Regions from separate parts of the Mus musculus genome. Here region 2 is linked to region 1. A link is a contact called in ENCODE Hi-C or POLR2A ChIA-PET data. All regions are on one chromosome and are shown on one strand. Each heading gives the region's core, a stretch centred on a gene start or an enhancer-like site at or near the end of the contact. The rest is flanking DNA. Distances are from core to core; before and after follow the strand shown. Region 1 holds the start of 1700092K14Rik (RIKEN cDNA 1700092K14 gene). Region 2 holds the start of 4932435O22Rik (RIKEN cDNA 4932435O22 gene).

Region 1 (3,125 bases), core at 68-2,567:
TACAAAATCACCAAAACCCGGTGTGTATCTCGCTGACCCAGTTCCTGGGGCTCCGTGGCCACCGCATGGGACACAGAAGCCAAGGCTCACCTCTGCCACCGAGTTCAAAGACACAGTCTCCTGTGAACTCTTCCAGCGCACACATCTGGAAATCAGGCAAGGGTTCTGGGCAGGTCCATGGGTGTCTTAGGATGCCGTTGTTGTTTGTCCTGGTAGTAAGATGTTTGATCTCTCTGCCTCCACCTCTCTCTCTCTCTCTCTCTCTCTCTCTCTCTCGTGTGTGTGTGTGTGTGTGTGTGTGTGTGTGTGGTGTGTGTGTGTGAGAGAGAGAGGTGGGGGAGAGGTAAGAGAAGAGAGAAGAAGGGAGAGGACAGAGGGACACCTTGGCCTTTAATGGCCAAGCTAGCTCCTGGTTTTGAGACAGCTTCTGTTTGGCCCAGGGCTTGCTGGTTAGCCTAGGCTGGGTGGCCAATGGGCCTCCAGAAGGGTTCTACTTAACTCCATCTCCCCAGTGTTGGGATTAAGAGAACATGACACTGAGCTGGGTTCTTTGTAGTTTTGTAGGTTCTGGGCATTGAACTAAAGTTCTCCTGCTTACATGGCAAGCCTTCACTGCCTGAGCCATCTCTCCAGCCTGCCTCAGTTTCTTCCTATAGAAAATAAGAACAATCCCGGACTTCCTTGAGATTGTCTGAGGAGGAAGGTCACTTCCTTCTGTCCAGAGGGTGAGGGCAGGTGGGGCTTGAGCACCTCAGAGCTGCTCCCACCAGTTCCCACCGTGCCCCCCTCCCCTGGTTCTTCCAGCGTCTGCTCACACCTGCAGTTCCAGCATTCTCGAGGTGGAAGGGTCAGAAGTTCCAGGTTATCCTTGGCTACATAGCAAGAAATGTGTCAAGGAGACTGAGATGGCTCCCTGGCTCCAGACATGAACACCACAGAGAAGACCGCAGTCACAGAGCAGAAAACATACAAAACTAGGCGCTTGTGGAAATGTGGTTCATATGACGGGCCTGTCCAGTGTATCGACACTTCAAGCTCTGTGAGCCCACGGAAGACTTAGGCAGTCCTGGGATAGCTTTCTTTACTGTCTTCAGTTTAAAGATGAGAAAACAGAGGCACAGAGAGGTGAGGTATTTTGTCTGATGTCACACAGCTGGAGAAGCTTGTGTAGAGCATCATCAAGATGCCAACCTTTCTCTGCCACCCTTGAAACTTAAAAGTCTGTTGTTACCTGGAAACAATATCCAAGGAGATGGCAAAGTTGGGAGGCGGCTCAGTAACTGACAATGGGGAGACAAGATGCTGTCTGGCACCATCACAGTTAGTTGGTCCAGATGGTGGAAAGCCTGTATCCAATACCTGGAGTGGTGGGAACAGGAAGAGGTGAGGACAGACAGGTGAAATTTCTCAGTAATGGTTCTGTGAAGGGGGAAGAAGGGGTGTCTCGCTCCACCCAAAGGGAGGGCTCAGGGAAGGGAAGCCTATGACTTCATCACTGGGCCCACGCCAATGACATCACCAGAAGGGCAAGGAGCCAGGCTCAGCAAGTTATTTATGGAAACGGCTGGCGGCCAGGCACAGCTCCTGAGCTGTTTCAGATGTGGTTGGATAAAGCTTCCAGCTGGCCCAGTGGGGCCTCCAAGGCCTGCAGGCAGGCGGAGGAGGAAGGCTGGAGGAATCCAGCAGCTGGGGGCAGGGCTCCAGCAGAGATCATCAGAGTTCCAGGCTTCTTCCTTCTTGGGATCTGCTCATCTCTACCCATGCTCATCAAGGGCTTCCCTGCAGATCGGGCTGGCTGAACTCAGAGAGGACAGCATGTGTGTCTGCCTTCGTGTGCACCGAGGGCATGTCTGTGCACAAGACTGTAGTATGGGCTTGCCGGTCCATAGGGACACACACTCTGCTCCCTTCCACACTGGTACCTTGAGTGGTCCTGAGTGAGTATACAGATCTGTGCCTCCTTGCACGTGTATGTGCATGCGTGCATGGGGGTTGGGAGGCAGAGTGCCCAGGGAGAGCGGGGAGGAGAAGAGCCGCCCGGGAGCGAGATCACAGCAGGAAGCTGGGGAAATATCATTTCAGCCCAAGATCCAGAGGCACTTACAGAAGCTTCAGCAAAACCAGACAAAACTTCCTTTCAATCCATTTATCAAAACTGCCCGCAGCTCCGCTTCGGAGCAGGTACAACAAGAATAAAATATTGAGCACAACCAGCAACCGCGAGACTGGAGGAGGCCAATAAATAAGAAGTTACTGAGGAGCTCGCCCTGACCCTGACGGTTTGCTTTGCCGGTCCCTCCACCTATCTCGTCCTGTGATCTTATGGGTGATGGCAGGAGGGAGGATGGCAGGGGCCCCACTGGGGTGTTTTTGATGAGCTGGGGATATGAGAGTAACTCAGCCCTATGAAGACAAGCTTCAGTGAGGCAGCTGCAGGAGCTCTTCTCACATTTCTTGGGCTGGCTAACTGCCTTCCTTCTCATAATCCCCTGAGGATGGGCTGGAGAGCTGGCTCAGTGGGTAAAGATGCTTGCAGACAAGACTTACTCCCTGAGTTCGATCCCCTGGAGCCACATAGGAGAACTGACTCCTGCCTGTTGTCCTCTGACCTCCACATGCAGATGCTGGTATGCACACTGACACACACAAATATGTGTAGTAAAGCTTTTCAAAATTCTCCAAAAGGAAACTGAATCCATGCAATCTTGAGTGGCCTGGTTGTTCAAGAGAGCATTGAAGTGAGAATAGGGTCAGGAAGCAACCAAGGGGCTTGAACTCAGTCCCCAAGCTAAGACCCTCCATTCCCATGCCCTGTTATGTGCACCTTTTAGATGGTAAGTGGAGGGATGGACATGCATCCGGGTGAGAGTCCCTCTCCCAGACCACCTGTCCTCCATTCTAGATAGAGAAGCCAACCATCTTATAAATGTTCCTGCATGGGGCCTGTGTAACAGAATGTCTTGATTTCTTCTTCCTTCATGTCCACAGAATGATGGGATCTGCTTTCTTTCCATCTATGCCCCCCGTTTACCCAGGTGCTCAGGGACCCATTCATACCACCACCCTGTTGCCTGCCTTCCCACCACCACTGTCCCCCAAGGCTCCATCGATAACAGTCTGAGTGG
Region 2 (3,174 bases), core at 152-2,651, 250 kb after region 1:
GCTGTGCCTCAGTTTCCTTTTCTGTCAAGTGTATTATTTTAATACCTATAGTAGGTTTTGCATTTACCTTTTCATTTCTCCCTTCGAAGTGCTAGAGAGGTGGCTCAGCAATTAAGAGTGCTTACTGCTTTCTTGGAGGACCCAGGCTCGGTTTCAAACACCCATATCAGGCAGTTCACCACCATCTCTAACTCCTGCTGCAGGAATCTCTTGCCCTCTAGCTTCCATGGGTACCCACATGTACACAGTGCACATAAATTTGTCCGAGTACACACACAGGCACATACAATTTTTTAAAATTGATAATGTCTTAAGACTTTCTTCTGTGTGTGTACAAAGTGTACATGTTCATACGTAAGTGCGTGCTTGTGTATATGTGTGTGGTGTGTGTGTCCAAACACACACACTCTTGCACACACATGTGTGCATGTTTTGTGAAGGCCAGGCCAATGCTGGGAGTCTTTCTCAATCATTCTCCAGCTTATATTATGTTTAGAGGCAGGGTCTCTCATTGAACCTGACGCTCATCACTTCAGCCAGCTTGGCTGGCTCTCAGCACTAGGGATCCTCTTGTCTCTGCCTCCCCAGTGCTAATGTGCAGCTGCTCACCACACCACCAGCCTTTTGATTCGGGTGTTGAGGATTTGAACTGAGCCTGAGCCCTCTCCCCAAACCTTATACTAGGCTCGTTAATGCCTGGTGGATAGCATTTGTGATAACTATTCATTATTATAATAAATATTATACCATTAATATTTATTGATAAATTGACAAGCATTTCTACATCTTATTAATGGAGATTAATATTAATAAATATTAATGCTATTAATTGTTGGTAAATATTAATGATCTAGCTGTGGTGGTGATGGCTATAACTACTACTGATAAATAATTAATATCATAGATAATACATGGCAGTGGTGCTAAGAATGGTGGGAAGACTCCTGGGTCTATGGTGCTGTGATTCTAGTCAAGACTTGTAATGGTGTCTGTCCCTGCTTCTCACACATCCGACTGCATTGATGCCACCACTTTCCCTTCAGACCCCAGGACTCCTGGAAGGGACTGGGGAACACGGTAAGCCAGGACACACACACACACACACACACACCCCAGTACTGTCCCAACACTGCCCTATTCACCCCCTGGAAAAATCCAGTTTCAGTAGTTCTAGAACCTTCCACCCACTTGACCTGGTAGAAAGGGTACCAACCTGAATCACGGGCTTGACCTTGAAGCTTTGTGGTATCTCCTGTCCCTGTCATATCAGGAAAGAGAGTTCACTTCCCATCTTCGGTGGGGAGCAGAATGGTGTTCACTCTTCAGGGCGGGCGGTGAAAGGGTTAACAGAGGCTGTGCCTGGCGCCCCACAGACACCAGTTGAACTTGCCAGTTGCTGACTGCAGAGGATAGCACTTGCAGCCCAGCCAGCTTCTCCAAGGTGGTTCCATTTGGCAGGGGCGGCCTGTCCTTTCATGCAAGAGAAGCTGAGTGCGATCCAGGAATGCCTGCCAAAACCCTGGGATTATTATCTTAGCCCCAGGAGTGAAGTCTCTGGGGATTGGCATGCCCTGTTGTTTGAATTTATTAGGCCCGGGCCCCTCCATCGGGCAGGTCAGAGGGGGAGAAACGTGTTGTCACAGTGAGGCTTTGTGGGAGTTATTTTTAGAACATCTCCAACTCTTCGGGCTCATCAGAGGTTCCAAATCAGTGCAGGAAATTGGTTTGTTTTCCAACGTGATGAGGTTTTTCAGTCCATCTCCCCGAGCTAGGATAGTGGCTGCTTTTCCCACACAAAATGAATCACAACTCATGATGTGGACGTGGGTAGTGGGATCAGATTTAGACCATTCAAGGAATGCACACTGACCACCTGTTATGTGCCAGATCTGATCTAGACACAACTTTCCACTTGTGCGGAACTTATGATGTTCCAATGTGGGAGACACAGGGGAGTGGAAACTGAAGAAGCAGGTAGGTGACAGGTTGAAGATGGGTGTTGGGAGAACACAGCGGGATTGGGGTGGGGGTGGGGTCCTGTTAAATCACCAGTGGGGGATATGCAGAGTAGATTGTAGGTCTCTGTTTTCCAGATCTTTCCTTTAACAGAGAATGGGACGTCCTGGCTCTTGGTAATGCCTCTCCCCTCACTCCACATGGCTCATTTGGGCTAATAGTATATGCGGCTCCATGATGCAGTGAAGACTGCCTGTGTTCTTGAGGCTGGAAGTGGCCTTGAACCTCTGACACTGACCACATGTCTTAATTACTTTTCTATTGCTATGACAAAACACCACAGCCAAGGAAATGTATTTTTTAAAAAAAATTAATTTGGGGGTTCATGGGTCACCATGAACAGGGAAGGTCACCATGGCAGGGAGCACAAAAGAAGCAGGCAGGCAGGCATGGCAGAGGAGCAGTGGGTGAGCACTTCCGTCTGACAAACAAGCACCAGGCAGAGGGAGAGCTATCGGGGAATGGTGTGGGCTTTTGAAACCTTTTCCAACAAGGTTGTTCACATCTTTTAATCCTTCCCAAACAATTTCACAAACTGGGAACCAAGCACTTGAATATAGGAGCCTTTGGGAACCATTCATATTCAAACCACAACACCAGGTATGCAAACATGCAAGAGTAGAGTAGACATAACTAATGTGCCATCCTGTAATACAGCCTGAACCAACCCAGGCCAGCCAGTTTGGGCCACCTCCAAATTGAAAAGCACAGCTATGACCTAAGACACCGTATAGAGACTCCATAGCAGGTCTACTTTAGCTCCAGATTTCAGAAAGATAAAATCAAGCCGTCTTACTAATCGGCCTTTTACTGGATGCCGTGTGGTGAATCTGCTTTCCCCTCATTCAAGTCCCTGGCTAGTTTGGCTTCCTTGTGTTTCTGGGACTAAAGTTCTCGTTCCTGACTGGTCACTGGGTAGGGTTTGCTCTGGGAAGCTAGGACTTCTGTGCTATTTGGATGTGGCCCTTATATCTCTGAAGCGGCAACAGAACATAGAAACCTCTCATATGTGAACGCTGACTCTCTGCCTTTGTTTCTGAGGGCCTTGTGCGATCACTCTGGTCTGCCTAGACAAGCTGCCTATTTTAAGGCCCGCTGATTACACCAGCCTAGGCAGCCCTTTTGCAATAATACCTAGGTCGAAGTTGGATTAGAAAA

Evidence for each region. A loop is a pair of places that touch in the nucleus more often than their neighbours do. ChIA-PET counts read pairs that join two places held with the same protein, here RNA polymerase II (POLR2A).
Region 2: a map of gastrocnemius shows a loop between it and region 1 (3-fold over the local background). The contact joins the promoter of 4932435O22Rik here to the promoter of 1700092K14Rik in region 1. A Hi-C loop is called at or near these places in 1 of 37 maps with a recorded cell type or tissue (gastrocnemius). POLR2A ChIA-PET finds 5 or more read pairs at or near these places in 1 of 5 experiments (embryonic stem cell).

What each region holds. Positions count from the first base shown.
Region 1 is chr11:114,196,941-114,200,065 of GRCm38, forward strand. 1700092K14Rik (RIKEN cDNA 1700092K14 gene) reads left to right here and starts at 1,318. Exons shown (of 3, transcript NR_045930.1): 1 at 1,318-1,383; 2 at 1,786-1,937; 3 at 2,083-2,259.
Region 2 is chr11:114,447,459-114,450,632 of GRCm38, forward strand. It overlaps 4932435O22Rik (RIKEN cDNA 4932435O22 gene), which reads right to left and starts at 1,402. Exons shown (of 3, transcript NR_027643.2): 1 at 1,214-1,402.